Linked DNA regions of Homo sapiens: region 1 is linked to region 2. A link is an interaction called in ENCODE POLR2A ChIA-PET data of the cell type or tissue named here. Cell type or tissue: HepG2. All regions are shown on one strand. Each heading gives the region's core, and the rest is flanking DNA. Links, peaks and the distances in the headings are about the cores only.

Region 1 (11,823 bases), core at 3,986-6,485, 54 kb before region 2:
AAAAATATAAAACACGTATATTTCAGATGCTTGGATATACACAAGAATTCTAAAGAAGATAAAAAAAAAAAAATTAACAGCGATTGCCACTGCAGACTGGGCCTGAGGGAAGAGAAACTGGAAAGTTAATTTTTACTTCAAGAGCCACTCAAGTCAATTGACATTAGAAATGTGACTTAGAAGAGTAGATTGGGTTTGCTTGGTGTATCTAAATAGTATGTACAAGCAGGGCTGCAAAGGGGAATGGGAACACCCGGGGAGTGGTGAGCAGGGCAGAATGGCTGATTTACATGTTCAAGGTGCAGAAGGAAGTGAGTAGGCTTTAAGAGCTGAGGCCAGATGTGACAGCCAGGGCTTCTCAAACACCAATGTGCACAGAATCACCTGGGGAAATCTTGTTAAAATGCACTTTCTTATTTAGAAGGTCTGGGTGGAGCCAAAGAGTCCACATTTTCAACAAGCTCCCAAGAAGTGGGGATGCTGCCAGTATGTGGCCACACTTTCAGAAGCAAGGTTTTAAAATTCTGAAAGTATCCTGGTTTTGCGCGGTCCGTGTCTTCACAAACATCAAGCAGAGCCGAAAAGCACTTGTTTTTAGAAAATGAGCTGAGAAAAAAACACCTAATTAAATACGATGTTTGCAACATGAAGCTTCCACCAAAGGAAGCTTACTGTTAAGTGTTCACGATCAGCAGTTCTGCTTTGCTAGCTTTTTCATTTCTAACAAATTTAGACTTCTGGAGATTGAAGCTTTGCCAGATTGAGGCATGCTTCTCCCCTCACTACTCATGTGTTTAGTGTATTTGTTAACTTGGTGAGAGTACGTCCAAACATAGTTATATTCTTTCACTTGCTATGGAAGATTGAAGAATCTGAGACAAGTAAGAAGGAAGATCTCCATTTGCCTCCCTCCCACCCTGCCACATGCTGCCCCCTAACATGTTTGACAAGAATCCAGGCTACAGACTGATCATACACCTAAAAACTATCTTCGGTCAGCTACTTGTAGAAATGTCTCTCCCCCATTATGTCCTTATATGAGCTTAATGTGATGTAATCCTTAGCAGTAAAGAAAGACTATTGTCTTCTGTTTGTTTGCCTGTGAACTCGAATTGCAGAGACTTTCCACCATAATTTTAATAATGTGATATTGTGGAGAGTTTTAGTATGGCCTTATGGTAAGATTAGGTACTTTGGAGATACACTGCTGGTTTCAGAATCACACTTAGTCACCTCGTTACTGTGTGATCTTGGCCAAGATGCTCAACTACTCTGAGCCTCAGTTGCCTCATTTATAAATTCATGAAGATAACATGGTAATAGCAACTATTTTATGAGACTGTTGTGAGGTTTGAAGGTCCCAAAATATATTAAGTCCTCAATAAAATTAACAACAATTATTATTATTCTAAAATTATTCTTAGAATTTATCTAAAAATAGTACTGCTTGAATATCCATATGTTTATTCCTGAGTCTCTACCTGCTATGATTTGGCTGTGCCCCACTCAAATCTCATCTTGAATTGTAGCTCCCATAATTCCCATGTGTTGTGGGAGGGACCTGGTGAGAGATAACTGAATCGTGGGAGCAGTTTTCCCCATACTGTTCTTGTGGTGGTGTATAAGTCTCACGAGATGGTTTTATAAGGGGTTTCCCCTTTCACTTGGCTCTCATTCTCTCTTGCCTGCTGCCATGTAAGATGTGCCTTTCATCTTCTGCCATGATTACCCAGTCTCAGGTATGTCTTTATCAGCAGCATGAAAATGAACTAATACACTGGGCAATTTACAAAAGAAAAACAAGTTTCTTGAACTCATAGTTCCACGTGGCTGGGGAGGCCTCACAATCATGCTGGAGGCAAGGAGTAGCAAGTCACATCTCACATGGATGGCAGCAGGCAAAAAGAGAGTTTTTGCAGGCAAACTCCCATTTTTAAAGCCATCAGATCTTGTGAGACTTATTCACTATCATGAGAACAGCACAGGAAAAACCCACCCACATGATTCAATTACCTCCCACTGGGTTCCTCCCATGACACATGGGAATGGTGGGAGTTACAATTCAAGATGAGATTTCAGTGGGGACACAGCCAAACCATATCATTCCACTCCTGGCCCCTCCCAAATCTCATGTCCTCACATTTCAAAACCAATCTTGCCTTCCCAACAGTCCTCCAAAGTCTTAACTCATTTCAGCATTAACTGAAAAGTCCACAATCCAAAGTCTCAAGGCAAGTCCCTTCTGCCTATGAGGCTATAAAATCAATAGCAAGTTAGTTACCTCCTAGATACAATGGGAGTACAGGCATTGGGCAAATACAGCCATTCAAAATGGGAGAAATTGGCCAAAACAGAGGAACTACAGACCCTGTGCAAGTCTGAAATCCAGCAGGGCAGTCAAATCTTTAAGCTCCAAAATGATCTTTGATTCCATGTCTCACATCCAAGTCACGTTGATGCAAGAGGTGGGTTCCCATGGTCTTGGGAAGCTCCACACCTGTTGCTTTGCAGGGTACAGACTCCCTCCTAGTTGCTTTCACAGGCTGGCATTAAGTGTGGCTTTTCCAGGAACACAGTGCAAGCTGTCAGTGGATCTACCATTCTGGGGTCTGGAGGATGGTGACCCTCTTCTCATAGCTCCACCAAGTGGTACACTAGTAGGGAATCTGTGTGGGGGCTCTGACCCCACATTTCCCTTCCATACTGCCTTAACAGAGGTTCTCCATGAGGGCCCCACCCCTGCAGCAAACTTTTGCTGGGCATCCAGGCGTTTCCATACATCTTCTGAAATCTAGGCAGAGGTTCTCAAACCCCAGTTTTTGACTTCTGTGCACTTGCCGGCTCAACACCACGTGGGAGCTGCCAAGGCTTGAGGCTTGCACCCTCTGAAGCTATGACCCATGCACTATGTTGGCCCCTTTCAGCCATAGCTGGAATGGCTGAGGCAAAGGGCACAAAGTCCCTAGGCTGCATACAGCATGGGAACTCTGGGCCTGGCCCATGAAACCACATTTTCATCCTAGGCCTCCAGGCTTGTGATGGGAGGAGCTGCTATGAAGGCCTCTGAATGCCCTGGAGACATTTTCTTCATTGTCTTGGGGATTAACATTCAGATCCTCATTGCTTATGCAAATTTCTGCAGCTAGCTTGACTTTCTCCTCAGAAAATGGGATTTTCTTTTCTATTGCATTGTCAGGCTGCAAATTTTCCAAACTTTTATGCTCTGTTTCCCTTTTAAAATTGAATGCCTTTAATAGCACCCAAGTCACCCCTTGAATGCTTTGCCACTTAGAAATTTCTTCCACCACATACCCTAAATCATCTCTCCCAAGTTCAAAGTTCCACAAATGTCTAGGGCAGGGACAAAATGCCACCAGTCTCTTTGCTAAAATATAACAAGAGTCACCTTTGCTCCAGTTCCCAACAAGTTATTCATCTCCATCTGAGATCACCTCAGCCTGGATTTCGTTGTTCATATCATTATCAGCATTTTGGTCAAAGCCATTCAACAAGTCTCTAGGGAGTTCCAAACTTTCCCACATTTTCCTTTCTTCTTCTGAGCCCTCCAAATTGTTCCAACCTCTGCCTGTTACCCAGTTCCAAAGTGGCTTCCACATTTTTGGGAATCTTTTTAGCAGTGCCCCACTCCCAGTACCAATTTACTGAGTAGTCCATTTTCAAGCTGCTGATAATGACATACCTGAGACATGACAATTTACAAAAGAAAGAGGTTTATTGAACTTACAGTTCCAAATGGCTGGGGAGGCTTCACAATCATGGCAGAAGGCAACGAGGAGCAAGTCACATCTCACATGGATGGCAGCAGGCAAAAAGAGAGCTGTGTCAGCAAAATCCCATTTTTAAAGCCATCATATCTGATGAGACTTATGCACTATCATGAGAACAACACAGGAAAGACTCGCCACCATGATTCAATTACCTCCCACCAGGTTCCTCCTACTACATATGGGAATTGTGGGAGTTACAATTCAAGATGAGATTTGAGTGGGGACACAGCCAAACCATATCATACACTACCATATACTAGGCACTGTATTAAGGGTTAGGGTATTAAATAGAATCTTTTATCATAAAGATTTTTGTTCATCTCTGTAAAATATTTTAGACACATGTGTTTTGCTTTTTAAACAAAGAAAAAGAGATGTTTTTAGAGATAAGATGAGACACATTGTTATTTTCCCCAGTTCCCACCAGCCCTTCACAACTGCCAACCTGGAAAAAACATTCCCAGAGCCCAACAAATGCTGGAGCCCTGGAAGAAGGGCTACTAGCAGGAGCACTGGACTCCAAGGAATGCAGACCAGGGAAGAGAGTGTTGGGAGTATTAAAATGTAGGTTAGAAGTGGAATAATGGACAAGTAGAGGGAAAGACTTTCAAGTCCACTTTCCAGGGATTGAGAAACTTGGGGTCCTTCATCCGTTGGCTTTGAATGCAGCCCAAGACAGGCATTAGCAGAAAATTGGAGAGTCTCCCCGACCACACCTCACTTCCTAGCTTAAAAAAGCAGCTGCATTCCTCTTTAGTTAAACCTCTCAGTTGGGTCTTCTAAAGCTCTAGCTCTCACCGGAATCTGGTGCCACTTTCACTCTTGCCTGGAATGGCATTGGCTCTCTCTATTGCTAGTTCCTGGGCACTCATCAACCATCTTAACCCACTTGGTCAATAGTTTCTCCATAATTATTTTTATTTTAACCATTTTGAATGTACCATCTACTTTCTGCTAGGACCATGACTGCATCTGAGGTATAATTTTAAAGCAACAAATGGTTCATGGAAGGGTAACTCTGTTTGTGATGCCCAAGAGAGGAGACTTAGGGCAGATAGAGATACATATAAAGCTACTGCTGTCCTAGAGAGCAGAGGGACAAGAAAAGGGGAGAGAGAACACTCATTAGCAGTTGTGTGTGTGTAGCATAACATAACATATATATATATGCATATATATGATATGTAATCTTAGAAACAACTACCATGTGAAGTAGAGCAAATGATCGCTGAGTTTCATCCTTGCTAAGAGCATGGGAAAATCCACATTCTATGTTTGCTTAGTTGCAGAAAGAATAAGGGAAGCAGAAACGTCAGGGGTCACATCCCCTATGTGTCAATTAAAGGGGTGCAGACTCAGAAGGTGTCCTTACCTACTTTATTTAGCCTGCTCTTCCCCACAAAGATGAGGAATACAGGTGACTTTGATGTCATGATAGCAATCAGAATGTAAAAGAGACTTTCAAAAAGACCTAGTGCAACATGGAAACAAGGACTTTAGTCTCTGAGCTTCCTTATGTATCAAGTGTCATAGAAAATGTTGAGACAAAGTGGTTCTGTCATTTCAACAACCCATAATGAGCAGAAGAATCTGTTTGCCTTTCATGCCACTGCAGATGAACAGGTATGAGAGACTGCACTTAGGCATGAAAGTGCCGCTGCCTAGCACCTCTATCCCATGCTCACATCCGAATCTTCTCAGGTGTGGGTAAGACATCTCAGTTCTCTGCTATTTGATATGAATAGGGGCAATCCCAGAAGCAGCAACTGAGCTCATGGGCCCCAAAATTTCCAAGGAATCACGAGGAGAACTAGGCTAAATGTCATTATTTTCTGACCTTCGATGTACCTTTTCCCTAGTCACTTGCCAATCTCTTCTAAAGGGCCTCAGTCCCTGGAGTGGACCCTAATGATTTCTGTCCATTATTTGGCCTAGAGTAGAATTCTTGCTTTTCTCAAGGAAAGAAACAAAAAGAAAAGATGTAACCAAATGTAATTTATGTGAGTTTGTAAATTGATATCCGAAGATTGGAACTGCATACAGATGTGTCAAAAATGTTAATTTCCCCAAGAAATATGGTAGCACCTAATTCTAGCGACACTTGTATACTTTACAGATGGCTTTGCTGTGCTCCTGGTAAAGTCAATGACTTTCTGCCTTTGAACATGAAAGGAAAAAGATGTTGACAGGAATTCTTTAGGGAAACAGAAACTACATATTTGCTTATGCTAAGTTATGGCAAAGTTCAGTTTTATTCTGTAAATAAAGCGTTGTCTTCATAAATATCAGCTATATCCTTTAGAGTAAAGAAAGTCCTCTTTATTAAAAAAATCTAATTGAAACTCTTCAATAGGTAGGCAAGTGAGGTGATTGATATAAAGATATACTTAAGTGGAAAATTGGTATTCGAGTTCCAATAAGTAATCAATCATATTGTTCTTGGTAATAGCTTTTGTTGATTCATCTTTGCAAGGGATGTCGGGGGGTAGGGGGGATTGCTGAATGAAATAAATCAGGAAAGAACCCAAGCATTATGTTTAACTGACTTAAGAGCAAAGGAAAGAACACATAAACACAGAATAGAATCCACACAGTAACTTCATTCTTTATGATTGCTCAGGCATTTTCATTATTTGCATTTATGTTTATTTTCTCTTTATCCTCCTGTGGCAATAGATATGGAGATAATGCTTTAAATATTGTGATGTACCTTGATCTTTTCTGAAGAACCAAAGCTTTATGAAATCTTGATACATTTAAAGGAGGGGTATAAAGCTCAGGCATGTGAAATGTTGAATTTTGTCTCCCCATATGACAGATAACCATCATATAAATGTGGTTTATTAGACTAAAAAAGTAGAACACATATTTTTAGATTACATCTTGGCATTTCAAAGAAAGTATAGAACTTCAAGATAGTTTGCTTCCTGGATATTTTCTGGAGCTGTCTTTGGGCCTGCATTCCTGAAAGCTGTCAATGCTACACTCTGCATACCCAGAGCTCGTGCCCTTGGGCTTGAGTACTTTGTGGTTAATATTTAAGAACCGCATGTGGAGCTAGATTGAAGGACAGTCACTTTCTTTATTCTTTGCTAAAACCAATGTTGGTTAGTCCATCACCTTCTTAAACAGTAACTGCATTCATACCCTTCATCACATCCATCTCTCTGTCAAAACATGAGTGAAAATCAATTGTGGCATATCTAGAAATACTTCACTCACTTCCATTTTGCTTCTTATGTGCTGATGTACCTTACTCAATATTAATTTCCTTTAGAGTTAAACTGTGGGAAAACTTGAATGGACCTTTGTGGTATAAAACTATCTATGTGACCTTGGACAAGTCACTGCACCTCTCTTGGCATCAGTTTCCTCATATCCAAAATAAGAACACTTGCCTGGTTTATCTCTGAGACTTTTCCAGCTCCACAATTTCTCAATGATTAGCAAAACCCTATCGATAAAGCAATGGTAATGATTTATGTAAATTGACATTCTTTTTTATGAGGTTTACAAAGTTATTTTATTCTACTCCAGGGTTTTGTTGGAAGTCTATTACGGAATTTTTATTCATCAATACTCAGCAGATGTTATCAGGTTCTCTCCAGAAACTACCTTAATTCTACCACAGACTTGGGATATGTTTGGGGAACAATGACAAAAAAAATAAGTCATAGTTCTTACTTTCAAAGAGATTATTGAGTGGGGTCAGACCGTGGAGAGGTGCACCGATAGAGGGTGGAGGAAGATGCGGTCAAAGAAGAGAAGGTCCTGAAAACAGAGGAAACAAAGGAAGCGGAACAGTGAAGGCATAATGGCTCCCTGCTTGTTTAGGAAAAGGCAGAGTTTGTTGTTTTGAAAAACGACATTTAGTGTCATCTTCACTAAATATTAATAATGTCTTCTTACACGTTAGCTAAAGAAGAAAAGATCAAAAATAAACCAGGCCCCCAAATAATAAAGGATTTAAAATTAAAGATATATACAGAGCACTATAGTAATTTTTGAAGTGCTGTTCAGTTGGTGATATAATCAGAGGAATAATGCTATTACATCAAGTGATAAAAAGTAATTTTGTGATTTAATACTCATTCTGAACCTATATTGTAATGCTAATCTCATCAGATGATTGACATTCATATACTTAATTTCCCTTTGAGAAATCAGGTTCATGTATTATTCTGTCTTGTTTATAAAAGCTACTTATTTGGTTTAGGAATATTGTTATTTCCCTCTCCAACACCAATGTCTGCCTATGTAATTGAAAGGAAATTGCAGTGAATCTTCCAACAAGGAGTAACTGCTTCCCTGAAATAATCACCTGCAGACATAATTCTGGCTTCTGTGCGTTGTCTCGATAGCAGGGAAGGCAGAGGGCAACTGGGGAATCTGATTATCTCCATCATAATCCCACAACTTCCCTCCTTTCTCTTTTGCTTTTAATTACTGCATTGTGGTGAGTTAAGAAAAGCCTATACTATTTTTTCTTCTCCACTACCAGAAAGAGAGAGAGATAACTGGCATTCTCTCTCTAAGGATTTTTAAAATACTTTTAATAAAATTTTAAATAGTGTAATGTGTGCCCACAAGCACATTGGTTCTAAAGATACTTCAAAAATACTTCAGAATCAAATCTGTAAGAAAAAAAAATTCAATTATTTATGTTCATTATATTACAAGTGATTTAAAAACTGGTTATCTGTGCATCAAAAAATGCAAGCCTATAGCAGCTCTGATTCAGTGAATTCCAGTTGCGGGGAGGGGAGGAGCCCTCAGATATTTTTATATCATATTTGAAAAAAATGGCTGATTATTATTTTTTTAATTTATGGAATGTATGGACTTTACCAGAGTTTCAAAAGTCCACTTTAGTACCTATAAGATATTTTGAAATCAGTTGGCCAATTCTTGCCATCAAAAAATTGTAACTTTAAACTTGCAGAAAAACTAGTTGGCTCTAGTCCTAAAAGAGAGTTCTTAATTGCAGTTTCTGCATTTATTTGTCTAATAGCAAATAAATTTCACATTCATTTCTGACTCCCTTTCAAAAGGGCAGGTTAATCTCAAAAGGAAATATATGAGTTTATCATTTTCGGCTAGGATATGGTTTCTATTTCTAAAATAGTGGCACAGTGTTGGTGAATGCTTTGTGAGAGCAAGGAATTGGTAGTAGATTTTTGCAGAATGCTGCATTTACCAAAAGAAAAAAAAAAACCACTAGGAAATTGACATCTACAAAAGCAAAGTACTTAAGTAGTAAATTACATTTACCAAGGATCACATCAGTAGTGTGCTTTATCTGATTATTCCAATCAAAAGGGGGCAAAGTCAGGATTTGTAGTGATACAGTGGTCCTGTAGATCTAAAATCTTAAGGTCTGAGTTTAAATCCAAACTCTAGCATTTGCTATCTGTGTTGGGATCACTCCCCGACTTCATCAGAAGACCTGCTAACATCTAGACTTGTCTGTTGTCACCACCATCTCCTTTGGGATACCACCTCAAGGTACTCAAGTTCGCCTCCAGCCTCCAATTCCTTTCCTGCGGTGGGAAGAGAGGGGAGACCCAGCTTCATGTTGCTCAGTGACTATAGATTCCCAAACAAATGACAGGGGAATTTAGAAACATTTCTGCCTTAAAACTCAAATGTCATTTATAACTCTAAACAAGGGAATCTGGAACTCAAAACATAATGATTTGGTCATCACTTTGGGAAATTTTTGGCTAAAAATTAAGAATGGTTTCCTTCTCCTTGGCAGGCATAAAGTTAATTAATAAATTCTCTTCATAAGGCAGCTGGTTAAAGTTTCAGAACTCCACAACTCCAGGAGATACACATTTGAAAGAATATTTTTGATAACCAATTACCTTTATTTTCTATGCAAGAAAATATTAAAGAATATTCAGATACTAATTACACTAATTCCTCAGCCTTCTGATAATGAGATAGTTCTCTCTTTGAACTCTTTCAAGATCTAATGGCATCGAGAGACTCTCCTTTATGTCGTAAAACTAACAGACAAAATTACCTGGCCCAGCTTTTTCCACCTGAGTGACCTCACGCTCTCTTTAATACCCAAAATCTATTGACAGAGATTATGTCCCATTATAATATTCCCTTTTATGTTTTGGCACTGAGCAGTGCAACTGACAGAGCTATAACAAAGTAACAACCACATTCACAGGACAGAGACGGAGTCTTACAGAGACGGAGTCTTACAAAGACTAAATGACATCTTACGCCTTCATTCTCTTTTCCTTGTTAGGAACTCTCATAAAAAAGCCACAGCCATGCCCCCTCAGCCTGTTTAGCAGGTTCATGCATTACAGATTGAAGTATTGTCACCTAGGAAGTAGGCAGCTAATTTTTTCCAGCTTCTGAAACAAGATTACAAAGGGGTTCCTGGAATGGCTAACTTTACCAACGGGGGCAGAGGAAGATTAGTTTTTCATTTTTTGAAGTTGGAAACGTAACAGTGAGAAAGAGACAAAATTATCTCTCAATAAATTAATCTACAAAAAAATAAATAAAATGCAAAGCTGGTTCCACAGGGAGTTTACATTCTGGGAGCCAAATAAGATACATATATAAAACTCTTAGAACAAGGTCAAATGGGATAAGTGTAGTAGTGACATAGGGTAGCACAGAGTTTTGTTTTAATATCTTCTGCTAACTTTAAAAAATAAATATGTGATTTTAAGTGCATATTACACTAATTTAATAAAAATCTCATATTTTGCCTTTATGCTCAGTCTGAAACATGGAAGATTTAAAGTTACTAATACTGTAAAACTGCTTCAGCTCTGACGAATGAAGTATCTGTGTACAGAATGATGAGTTGTTAGTTAATAGTACTCTTTGGGCCATGCTTGGGATATTGGCCTTTTCTAGGAGTCTGTATGAGAATAGTCATTTATCTCCTTATGCTCAATGCTTTCAACTTGTCAAATGACCATGTTTCATAAGATACAACATAAAATTGTTCTATAATTAACAAAAGAAAAAAGAATTCTATCTGCTGAGAAAATAGAAAAGACGTTGGAGAAGAGAGAATATTTGACCCAGACATTTAAAATATCCGCCGAATTTGCTATGTGTAGATGGATGAAAGGTCTGCCAAGAGAAGTGAAGGTTGTGAACAAAGACATGGAGGCGGAAGAAAGGTAGTGTGCACACTGAATGCGTTGTGCCTTTCCATATGACTGACATGTCAATGTAAACTCCACAAAGGGAGGGTTTTGATCTGGTTTGTTTGCCGATGTTACTTAAGTATCTGGAAAAGTGCCTGGCATATATCAGGTGCATGAAGAAGTGAATAAATGAAGTGTCAGATGCCCAGAATATGAATAATACTTGATAGATGCAGTACTGGCAACTTTCTTGAAGCTAATGAAGTGGTTAGGACTCCATAGTTCAACAGAAACCAAGTTCACTTAAGCAAACATGGAGTTTGAGTTTATCATGGGACTCAACATCAAGAAAGTGTTTGGATCTTGAGTAGACTGGAGATGGAAACAGTCTGTCTCTGTCTTTTGTCACTTCTTCCTCCACATCTGTGTGGCTGGCTGCTATTTCAGTATCCTGGTCCACCTGGTCCTGAGTCCCCATGGTGAGGGAAAGCTGACTCCATAGCTGCCAGAATCACATGTAGTGGCTCTCTTTGACCAGGTCAGCTGCGTAGATACCCTCTCTTGCTCCAGTCCTCTGTAGCAAGAGGGTAGGTTTACCACTAAGGATCAGGGGAGAAGAACTATTGGGGGAATTGTTAAGAGCAGACACTCAGAAAAATTGGCACCTATAATATGCAATTAGAATTCATTAAAACATGTGGCCAGGTATGTTCTTATTTTGTGTTTTTACATATCTAATCTCTAAGTACTATTCATATGGAATGTATTATTCTAAAAAAATTGCCTGTTAGTTCATGCAGTTCCCACTCTCTTTTCATCTCTAACATCTTGGCAATCGTTTACCAGTTGTTGATCACCTGTCTCCTCATCTTCTTTCAACTTTGCCCTGACTCTACCAGATACTG
Region 2 (11,823 bases), core at 7,472-9,971:
ATAAAATATTAGACTTTAGTACTTAGAATATGTTTTAAGAGTTTGCTTCTAGTATAAGTTTTAATTAACAATTATTCATTAGCTGAAAATTTTTGAGGACCTATTAAGTACCTATCACTCTTCTGGGTACCATGGGAGGTGAAAAGGGGGTTTAAAGTTTGTGGCGAATGTATAGTAGTTACATTTTATGAGAAAATGTCTCATACCTAGTGACTGGTAAAGACAATAAAGGCTGTAGACCCTGGTGACTAGTGAAGAACCTATGGCCTGGCTTCTGCTTAAAGAGAGCTCAATGTTGCAAAATTCCTATTTGCCCTTTCACTTTTGCTAGAAGTGTATTGCATCACTTGTAAGATTAAAGGGAAAATATACTTATTTTGTTTCCCAAAAGTTTATAGGTTTCTGACTTTCACAAATGCTTAAGAGTACTCTTCTCTTTGTTGTTATGGCTGTCCACGTGTAGCAGTTTCATCTTTAGAAGTTTAAATTCTTTTCTCTTTCTTGCTGGATACAATGGCTCATGCCTGTCATCCCAGCAATTTGGGAGGCTGAGGCAAGAGGATCACTTGAGGCCAGGAGTTCAAGACCACCTGGGCAACATAGAGAGATACTGCCTGTACGAAAGTTTAAAAATCAGCTGGGCATGCTGGTATGCATCCCAGCTACTCAGGAGCCTGAGGTGTGAGTATCACTCGGGGCCAGAAGTTTGAGGCTACAGTGAGCCATGATCTCATCACTGCACTCCAGCCTGTGTGACAGGGCAATACCCTATATCAAAAAAAAAAAAAAAAAAAAAAAAAAAAGGAAAGAAGGAAGGAAGGAAGGAAGATAATTTCTTTGGTTTGTATAGGACCTACGGAGTTAAAGCGAAGTGATAAAATAAAGGAGGAGTCCTTAATGTGCAAAGATGCACTACTCATATATTTGAGGATAATCTTACATCAATACTTTTAATAATGAAAGAAATGTGAAAATATGCTTGCCACTGGTTTTAACATTTACCATCATCCATGTTTGAAAAATAAAACCCAACACTGGTTCCTCTCATGAGTATTTAATTGTTCAAGAAAAATCCTAGAATGAGTGAGTTTTTTCTGTCAGTACCACCTTACACTCTCTACCCCCATTCCATCTTTTTATATAGTCTCTTCCTGGCACATTGATAATTCATTCCATCAGAAAATCCCCACTAAAAGTAATTCATCCATATGTATTCTTCCACTGAAATTAACAGGTCCCAGCCAGCCCCATCCCCTACCTAGTCAACCAAAAAAAGAACTCTTACGCCCTCTCTCTGATTGATTAACCCACTTTGACAGTGAGAAATGCATTTTACATTGAGAAGTAAGTAGTCTCATTGATGCATAAACGACTCATGTACTCCCAGAGATACTTGTCTTTTAAAAGGAAGCGCTTGCTAACTGAACTGAAAATGCTAATTAATTGAATTTCAGGAAGCAGGAAAATAATTTTTTTAGCAGAGAAGACTTTCTTCATATATAGGGCTGCTACATTTGGAAACTAAACATACAAACTGTCCAGTTATATTTGACTTTCAGATAAACAATGAATAATGTTTACTAGCAGTGGGCCCCAAATATAGACAATGAGAACACATGGACACAGGGAAGGGAATATCACACACTGGGGCCTATCGAGGGGTGGGGGCCTAGGGGAGGGATAGGAGAAATACTCAATGTAGATGACAGGTTGATGGGTGCAGCAAACCACCAAGGCACGTGTATACCTATGTAACAAACCTGCAAGTTCTGCACGTGTATCCCAGAACTTAAAGTATAGTAAATATAAAACAAATTGTATGAGGTATGCTTATGCTTTAAGAAATCAGTTATCTGAAATTCAAATTTAACTGTGTGGCATGTATTTTTTCTGGCAACCCTGTTCAGATATCTTAAATCATTATGGTGGTTACTCATATCCTCCATGTCATAATGCTGACCTTGGGTCTCCCTACTTCCAATCTGCCAGTCCAGCCCCTTTGGACATCACTGTTTCCTTTACGCAACACTCTACCTAGAGAACAACAACAGTTGTCGCAACAAATCAAGTACTCTTCTAGGCCAACTTGGTAACATTCTAAAACAATAATGCCCTACCTAGCCCACGGGCTTTGGGACTTTACTGGGGGTGAATGTAGGGTAGCAGGTGAGATATATTTGGGAATTTAAACAAAAGAAAATATAATTTGAGCATAGGCTTTAGCTGACTGTAATAATAGTATTTAAATTATTTATAAGGTTTTAACAAAGCATATAATTGAACAATTTCAGCTGCCACCTGCTATTGAGGATAACAAAAAGGAAAATTTTCTCAGCACTTAAGAAATGTTAGAAAACATATTGATATGAAAGAGTAGAAATGAATCCAAAAAAGCATGCATTTTTTTCTTTAGCAATTTTTGTTTTAACTATATCTTTTTCCAGTTCTTCATCATTGACACCTGAAAATAGGCATTGGCACCACAAAAATGGTTAGATGGAGAGAATGCAGGACATGCATTGAACTTTATATTCCATTGTCTTACATGTTTATCAACATTCACTTTGATGTACCAAAACTATCTTTAAATGAGATGCACATTTTAATGTACATCTAGATTAGAGAAAAATCACTCTGGTCTGATAACTTTATGGGATTGTGAATACAAGTGATGTGATGGGTGGTTGACCAATTATTTTAAAAATGGTTTAGTGACAATTCAAGATTGTGTTGTAGCTCATACCCTTACACACACACACACACACACACACACACAAACACACAGATTGTGGGATTGACAGAGATGTTCAGTTTTCAAAGTCAATGTTTCAGTGTTCAACCTCCATTTTCTTCTACTCTGGGACTTAAAAAAATGAATCTGTTAAAATCAGGAATACCTAAATTTCCAAGTAAAGATCCAAGAAGACTAAAGCCTAAAGTCTATTTCATAAAGGAGCTTCTAAAATCAATTTGGTTACTTTGCAGGATTCTCAATATTATTATTCTCTATTTGCCAACTTCATAGTCTCCACATCTCTAACCAGTGCCTTGCACATTGTCTATATTCAATAAATATTAAAGAAATGAACAAAATTGACTGTATAGACCATGTTTCTTAGTCCATTTAGTATTGCTATAAAAGAATATCTGAGGCTGGGTAATTTTTTTTTTTAAAAAGAGGTTTACTTGACTTATGGTTCTTCAGACTGTACAAGAAGCATGGCACCAGAATCAGCTTCTATTGAGGGCCTCAGGTGACTTCCCCTCATGACAGAAGGCAAGGGCAGCCTGTGTGGGGTAGAGACCACATGGCCAGAGAGGAAACAAGAGACAGGGTGGGGTGCCAGGCTTTTTTTCTGAGATGGAGTTTTGCTCTTGTTGCCCAGGCTAGAGTGCAATGGCATGCTCTTGGCTCACCGCAACCTCTCCCTCCCAGCTTCCCAGGTTCAAGCGATTCTCCTGCCTCATCCTCCCAAGTAGCTGGGATTATAGGCATGCACCACCATGCCCAGCTAATTTTGTGTTTTTAGTAGAGACAGGGTTTCTCCACGTTGGTTAGCCTGGTCTCAAACTCCCAACCTCAGGTGATCCACCCACCTCAGCCTCCCAAAGTCCTGGGATTACAGGTGTGAGCCACCGTGCCAGGCTGCTCTTTTTTTTTTTTTTTCAACCAGTTCTCATGAGAACTAACAGAGCAAGGACTCACTCGTTACAGTGAGAATGAGGCAAAAACCATTCATGAGGGATCCACCCATGACCCAAACACTTCCCATTAGGCCCCACCTCCAACATTAGGAATCAAATTTCAACATGAGATTTGATGGCGACAAACCATATCCAAAGTATAGCACCAAGTATCATACACCTAGACAGAAATAGACTTGGCTCAATGTCACATCTGCTGTGACAGATGTGCTGGACATCTGGTAGTGTCCACTCTATACAAATCTGTGATAATCATCAGCTGCTGAGCTCTCAAACAAGACGAAACTGTATAATAATCCCTAGAGGGTCTCTTTAACCCAGACCAGTATACCACAAAAGGAATATAGTGAGAATGACTGAATTCACATGACAGACTGAAAGCAAACTTAAGTAGACGTTTATATGATTATCACCTGAAGAATGATGAGGTTCATAAATTTGGAAAGGAGAGCTTTATTTCTTATAAAGGGCTGCAGCCTGCAGAGTGACCTTCTGACAGGTTGGGAAGCATAACTTCCAGCCAGAAGCCAGAAACAGACACTTCAAGGGAGGGAAAAAGGAAACAGAAATTTATGCTAAGCACGGTGGCCAAATATATATGTTCAATAAGTTATAGGAGGAGTCATGAATATTTATGAGAGGAGAAGCATGCACATCCTCAACTGAGCTTCATGCCCCTTTGTGGGATCCATGTGGAAAAAATGGCGACATTAGCATGATCCGAGGGTAGAGTTTTCGGCCCTCTGACATTAAAAGGTGAAGCAGAGGACACAAAAATCCTTACTGCACATTCTCAGTGGAATGGCTAGAATCATTCCCTAGTGGGTGGTCTCTTATGAGGCACCAATGGAGGGAAAGTGTCAGGTGGTTGGTCCATGTCAGTGGGGGAGTCTTTTGAAAGGGCTGATTTCTGTTTAGCCCTTAGGGAAGAAAGCCTCATAGTGGTTAGTGAGGGAGGGGTTATAAGGAGGTATGTCTGACTCCCTGATCCACCATGGCTGAGAATTCAGTCTTCAAGGTTACTCTGGGATCCTTTTGGCCAGGAGAAGGTCAATTCAGTCAGGGGGCTTAGAATTTTATTTTCAGTTTACATGATAAATTAAGCATAATTTTATATCATAAATGATAAATAACATACAGAAAATTTAATATACTGAGTTTCTGAATCAGGAAATTATCTCTGCCTTTCATCTTTCAAGACCTATTTTCTGTAAGTTCTTTCAGCTTTCTCTATACCAAAATGGTTCTTCTCTGAACAATAATCCATAGTAACCATTGCAGATAATATGCCTTTGCTTAGACTTGTTCTATGTCTAGATTTTATATATACAGAATCTGAACCAAATGAATTCTGCAGCTCTGATACTTCTAGTCTCAATTTTTCATAACTCAGGGAGGTTCCATTTGTCTTCAGGTTATTTGGAAAAGTGAAAGTGTCAAACACCTGATACTCATTCCCCAGGGTAGTTAATTTGTGCTCAACACTCTCCTCTCCCCGTTCCTGGATCTGTTTCTCTTTCCCCTGCAGTTTTTCTCTGCTTCAGCCCCGCTGCCCGTGGGTTCTATGCTGTATCTCTCCATACAGCAACTATGCCTGGACAGTTTTGCTTTGTGTTGAGGTGGTTTCATAAGAATGCTTTTGAGCAGAAGAGTATTTTTAAATTGAGTTTATGCTAAAGAGAAACCCCTCTGAGCAGAATTCCACACAGAATTCTGCAGGATATTTCCTGCATAACACCATAAACATCCTTCTGGCTGCAGCAGCTCAAGTATTTCTGTTGAACCATTTCACACCCTGAGCTAACTAACATTCAGAGAATGAAAGGTGAAAGTCTTAAAACATAAATTAAATAACTATGATTTCTTAATAACACTAATGACTAAACATTCCACATAGATCCTACCAAAGGAGGGTATTGTATGTCTCCCAGGAACAGAGTCTAATCATACCATTGTTGTGCTGGAACACCATTGAGTCCAATAGGGATGGCATCATGGCCAAGAGACTAAAGAAGAGACTTGAAGCCAGCAAGGGAGACATAGGATTTATCTAGGACTCATATACAGGGGTGGTCCAGTGGCAGTGGGCTGGATGGGAGAACCACTAATGTTTGTAAAAAGCATGCAGTTTATATAGCATTTTCACTTAGCACTCTCCACCTAGCAACATTCATTTAATCCAAACAAAGGGCTTCATCCACTGTATGGCCCACATTCTGAGGAATGGACCAGGCTTTGGAAATCCTTAATAATAAGGAGCAAATTTCCAGGTTGGCCACTTCCAGCCAGATTTCTTACCTCAGACTTCCAAACACACATTCTTTTTAGACCACAGAGTCATTCTCAGGGTACCCTTAAATTATTGCTGTCAGGTGCGTCTGCCATACAACCATGAGTCCTGAAAGGATTTGCACACTGAAAACACTGCATTATTTTACCAAAATGGTTATCAAAGTAGATATTTCCAAAGAAGGAATGTAAGCATCCTTCCTCCCAACCCCCAACCAGCATTTTGTGTTAAAATGCTAGTGTTGGCATCTTTTTCCTTCAAAGGGAATTGTACCAAGCCTGATTTTTTCTCCCATTATTGCCCCACAGCAATAAAAAGACAATTGCTGACTCAGGCACTATTTCCTCTGGCTGCTACTTATAGCTACATAACTCCTGGCTTTACCAGCACCATAGGCAAAAATGACCTGCATTGTCTGAGAGAGCAGCAAGAAGAATGGCATTCATTCTGTCTCCATCTTTGTGGGTTTACATTAAGTTACTTCTAGACCATGGTTTTTGAATGAAATAGAATGGACTTGAAGTGTCTACAAAGGAGAGGCACAGTCCAGAGTGGGAAGGGGTGGGGAGAGGACAGCAACGGAAGTGAGATGGAGGCTGAGCAAAAAAAAAAAAAAAAAGAAAATTGAGAATAAAGGAGAGCTGGGAGAGAAAAGATGAACATCGAGAAAGGGGAAGATGAATAGACTGGCCATTAGGCTTTCTCTTCGAGTAATCCACTTTGTGCAAAACCTGCCATATACAACTTGGATATAGGCAGTGCCTCTCTCATTGCTAGCTAAACAGCCCTGGGAGGCCCACACTGGGCTTTAAGTGCCTATCACCTCACACTTGGTATCTCAAAATCTGCAACCACAATCACAGTCACGAGGATTAGACTTCACTCTCTACATCCTCCCAAATCTCTGTCGAGTGACCACTCACCCACACAATAAGATTACTTATTTTCTAACAGGAAAACTTTACTAAAAGAGGTTAACTTAAATAATTTACTTACAATGACAGTCATTACTATATTCTTGATATAAACTAATGACATTTGTTCAAAGGAATTCCCTTAAATTATTCTGACTATGATCGTCTAGAAGAGATCCTAAATTTCACATGATTTATTATGTGAACTATCCATGGTCTTACTCTTTAATGACAATCTTCTCTGTAAGGAAAAAAATGAAATTAATCATCCTAATGATACTGATGTGTTTCATGAGAAAACTACAGGCAGAGCCTAATAAACTATGGCAGATCTGAATCTCAGGCAAAAACTATGTACTGTATTTCTATGTATTGTATGTAGATTGAATGAATTTTTTGCCTGAGATCTGAATCTCAGGCAAAAACTATGTATTGTATTTCTATGTATTGTATGTAGATTGAATGAATTTTTTACTTCTTAGTTTATTATTAGGGTGTCTTGAAAAACACCCCTGGAGTATACAAATGTAGATACAGACATATGTTAGATATCTGACCTTATTTTAACTGCAGTTTGCATAAGGCATGAAAAACTAAGGGTAGATAATGAAGTTATTTTTAAATGTAAAAGTTTTAAACATATGGCTGAAATATGTTGTTTTAGTTAACCCCAACCTACTAAAAATTGGCTTATTGAGAAATCAAATGAAATATTTTTGTAATTATAATTACACCAAATCAAATTATTTCTAGAAAAGAAATTTATAAAACAATACTTTCTAGGTTTGGGATTTCTATGTAAAAACCAATTTCTTTCTTGGCTGCTAAAAAATAGTTATGTGAGATCACAACAGTAAGAATAACATTTTACCTAGTTATTTTTATTATTATTGGCAGTAACATTCTTTTGTAAAGTAGGTGGCAAGAACACTACAAAACGAACTGAAACACTTCACAAATTGTCGTGCCCAGATGGTTTATGTCCCCAGAATAGTAATAGCTCTTTACAAGGAGATGGCAAGCATTTTGGCAGAAGTCTTTTTGGTTTCTCTTCAGTATGGATATTAAACTACTTTATAGACAGAATTGAAGATATATAATTTTTCTCCACATCAGATTATATATTATAAGGTGGTGAAGATATATAAATGTTGCACAACTATATTGAACTTTGGAGTTACAGATAAATTATATAAAGTCATCTGCTCAGTTAGTAACTAGAAATAATCCAGTTTAGCAATACATAAAACATAACGGAAGTAAAACATAAATTGACGGTGGAGGTATAGTTCAGCAGGATTAAAACCTGCATCATATGATTCTAAACTTGAATATTACAATCATCTTTTTAAATTTTGGAGTCTCCCATTTTTCAAAATTTTGAAGTCTCCATTTTTGCCAGAATGCTTTATTTACTGTATTTGTTTTGGGTCTGTCCAAGTAATATAAATTCCTTGGAGAGACCTAGATCAATTAGAGTAGATAAATACTATTTTAACACAGCTACTTATATTTTCATATATTTTATTTAGCTTTAAAAGAATATTTCATAACTATTAGGACCTGGCAGACACTGGTTTGGGAGTTAGAAAATAAAAGTTCTGATTTAAGTCCCACCATTAATAAGCTGCGTAACCTGGGACAAATGACATATTTATTTTGAAAGTAGGAAGCACATAAGTTCTAAACAAAGAAATTGCCCATTTTTCTTTGATTCAGTTTGTTTTCTATTAAATGAGAGGAATAGACTAATCTCTGTTTTTTAAATCTTTGCCATTTATTGGTTTTGATTTACTTATCTTTGTCTAATTCTCTTAAAATAACTTACTCAACCTTTCAGAAGTCCAGAGGTCAAGGTAAACTAGGTCTTGTCTGCCTGAAAGCCTGTATTATAGACTAACACTGTTCCACATCAACAACAAAATACTATCACATTAAGTACTATATATATTCTTGTCTGTGAATAAACCATAAGAGCTGCACTTTATATTCAGTTCACTAATCAATTGGTTAGTAATTTTTTTCCCTGTAAATCACTTCTAGGGTCAGATAAGGCAAAAAAATAATAGCAATTATTCTAATAGATCATAACAATAGCATTGGAAACTGGGAGGAGAAAATGAGAGAATTGTCTCACCAGGTTGTAGGGAGAGACGGGGGAGTGAGGAGGGGGAATTTCTTTTAGGCTTTAAAAACAACATAGAATTTAAGGACATTATTGAACCAAAAAATCTCAAGACATTACCTTAGTTATGGTATTTCTTGCATAAATACACAATGGCATCAGAGTGTGAAGTTGTGGATGCTGGGTGTCTCTCGGGGATGGGAAACACTAAATTTCATTCATCTTTCTCAGGTTCTGAACAAAGAAAAAATATTCAGAGGACTAAGACAGATATCACCTTTTTATCTCACAGAAGTTTGTGGAGAGTATAGCTTTGTGTGAAAGCCCAAAAGCCCGTTAACCAAACAGATCTAACCACAGAGGCCCAAGCAGTCACACAGAGCTGCCCTCCAAAGGAAGAAACTACATAATGATTTACTTATAAAAGGCCAGTTTCTTCGGGTACAAAGCATTTATAAGGTTGCCTTTACAGTTAAGACTTCTGTGTGAAATGCCACAGGGAAAATGAAATACTTCATTGTGAGCTATCGTACATATTTGTTTGACTGGAGAAAAGCAGATGCCCAAGGGAGTTTAACTGTAAGGCTTCATGGGTTAGGATTACTTTAAATAAAGCTCCTCCATCTGCACTTTGAGGGTCACCAAAGCCATATGGTTTACCACTCCCAGTCACCTCAAGTATAAACATCTTTTGGCTGTGATAAATGCCTCCTCAAGTCCAGAACGTAATACATGTGTCCTCTTCTACGGGAAACAGAGATATATAATGCCCAGAAGCAAAAACCTCATCTAGTACTAGAACATTTATGATAAGTAATGAATTAGTAAAGTCTTAGAAATGACACTGAATATTATCAGTATTAACTTTCTGATCTTGTAAAGTCTCCCGAGAAGGTAATCTGTTAATTATAATGCTACAGATTTACCTCCCTCTTTTTCTTTCAGTTAGATATTACCAGATGATATTATATCTTTATTTATTATTTGTATATTCTAACAAATTTTTCCTTATAATTCTTTTGTCCACGTTATTTGATATTGGTCATGTTATTGCTATTACTTTACTATTTCTTTCCACTCAAAATTTCCACTTCATTTTCTTACAATCTTTTTTTTCCCCCATGATCTCTCACTTCCATTTCATGTTCTTTTGGATTATTTTTTTCCTGTCTTCTTTAGGATTGCTTATCTAATTGAATTCCACTTTTAATGTATTTTTCTTGTCTTCCAAAGAATCATTCTTCTTCCAGTTTTCTATTGCCCACTACTCTACTTATTTCCAATATTTTTTAAAATTCCTTCAGATTTGAAGTTTGCTAACATGCACTTTGTTACTTTTTCTTCCTAGCTATGGTTTCTTAGTTCTCTTCTTAATTTTATTTTGTCCAAATGCATAACCATAATCATCTTGAAAAGGCCTCTCTCTTTGAAGTCTTCTCTTGTTAGGAAAGTTTCATTGTCTTACCTCTTTTGAAAGGAGCAAGGTCTCCTCTATGTAACCAAATATTTAAATGCTGGTTTTTATGAAAAGAGAAAGCTGTAAGCCAAAACTGCAGATTCTATGAGGTTACTACCCCGTATCTAGTGACATGTATTTTCATAAATTAGGACAATTAAGTCTTCTGTTATAAATTTTTAGAATAAAGAGGTGAAATCTCCTTTGTAAGTGTAAATGGAAAATTCATGATTTATTTCTGTATTTTAATAGAATAAGTACAGATTTCAAATGTAATTTAGAACAATTTTTCATATTACTAAAAAATATTAATATTGAATGACATCTGACAGTTTTTTAGGTATTTCATAATTAACCTTATGAGATTTTTAATGAGTTTTATTCTTATAATTAATATAACATAATTTATTTTTAGGTAGCATTTGAATAGAAGATCTACTTAGAGTTAAAAAAATACTTTTTCTAGTATCAGTATGATTTCATTATAATATGGGTTATATTGCTTACATATGAATATAATTCCTGTATCTAACTAATTTATAATTATATATAATACGTTTGAACTGATCATATTTGTCAGTGTAGAATTCATGTCTTCTACTTTCTTGGTTGTTTATTTCTCCAGTAAATGATAGCTAGTGACCAGGGAGATTTTCTTTAGAGAGCTTTTCTCAAATGCAGTATTTCTGGAGAATAGGAAGGCTTTTAGTAACTGTTTCTGTCCATTCACACAACTTCATGGACAATAACATCAAGTGTGGCACTCTGAAAGACGGTGATTGTCGTAATGATCACATATGTTAAAATATACCTATATATGATATCTAAACATATACATATTAAGGAAAGTGCTAAAACAGTAAAATGAAAAGGATGAAACCGAATTGATGGAAAAAGACATACTAGATAAGTGCAAATAAGTAGAAATTAAAGTCATTATATGCTATGAGACAAAGTTGTCTTTAAAGGGAAGAAACTACAGTAAGATAAACAAGGGCCATTTAAGGAAGTACAGGGTTCAATTCACTCCAAAGATCTGATCATAAGTGTTATCTACACATCAAACAATACCGCATTGGAATTCATAGAACAAAAATGACAGAAACCACAATAAATAAAAACACATTAAATAGACATTAATTTGCCTCTCCCAACTTGGAACAGTCAAGTAGAAAAAAAATATGTACAGACATAGAAGGTCTACATAAGATAAGAAATAAGATCAATATAATTGAGGCATAATGAACTCTACTGCTTTAAAATAAAGAATAAGTTTCTTTTTAATGTTCTTAGAAAAGTCATTTTAAAAACAACCTCTATTAGGATAAAAATA

Evidence for each region. ChIA-PET counts read pairs that join two places held together with the same protein. Peaks named below come from ENCODE experiments on the same cell type or tissue, not always from the same donor. Only the 100,000 strongest peaks of a DNase experiment are listed, where the experiment ranks them.
Region 1: POLR2A ChIA-PET joins it to region 2 with 5 read pairs; 2 of 35 experiments call an interaction of 5 or more read pairs at or near these places.

Annotation. Positions count from the first base shown.
Region 1 is chr2:166,129,558-166,141,380 of GRCh38, reverse strand. All of the region lies in intron 2 of SCN1A-AS1 (SCN1A and SCN9A antisense RNA 1), which reads right to left. It also overlaps a transcript of SCN1A not described here. Among named protein-coding and RNA genes, the nearest start is that of SCN1A, 7.4 kb to the right of the region's middle. In HepG2, for the core only: no CTCF peak of the experiment used is centred there; DNase peaks (open chromatin) are centred at 5,320, 5,950 and 6,410; H3K4me3 peaks cover 1,119 bases.
Region 2 is chr2:166,079,010-166,090,832 of GRCh38, reverse strand. The region is part of intron 2 of SCN1A (sodium voltage-gated channel alpha subunit 1); the gene reads left to right. It overlaps SCN1A-AS1 (SCN1A and SCN9A antisense RNA 1), which reads right to left and starts at 9,302. Exons shown (of 12, transcript NR_110260.1): 1 at 9,155-9,302. In HepG2, for the core only: no CTCF peak of the experiment used is centred there; a DNase peak (open chromatin) is centred at 8,762; H3K4me3 peaks cover 449 bases.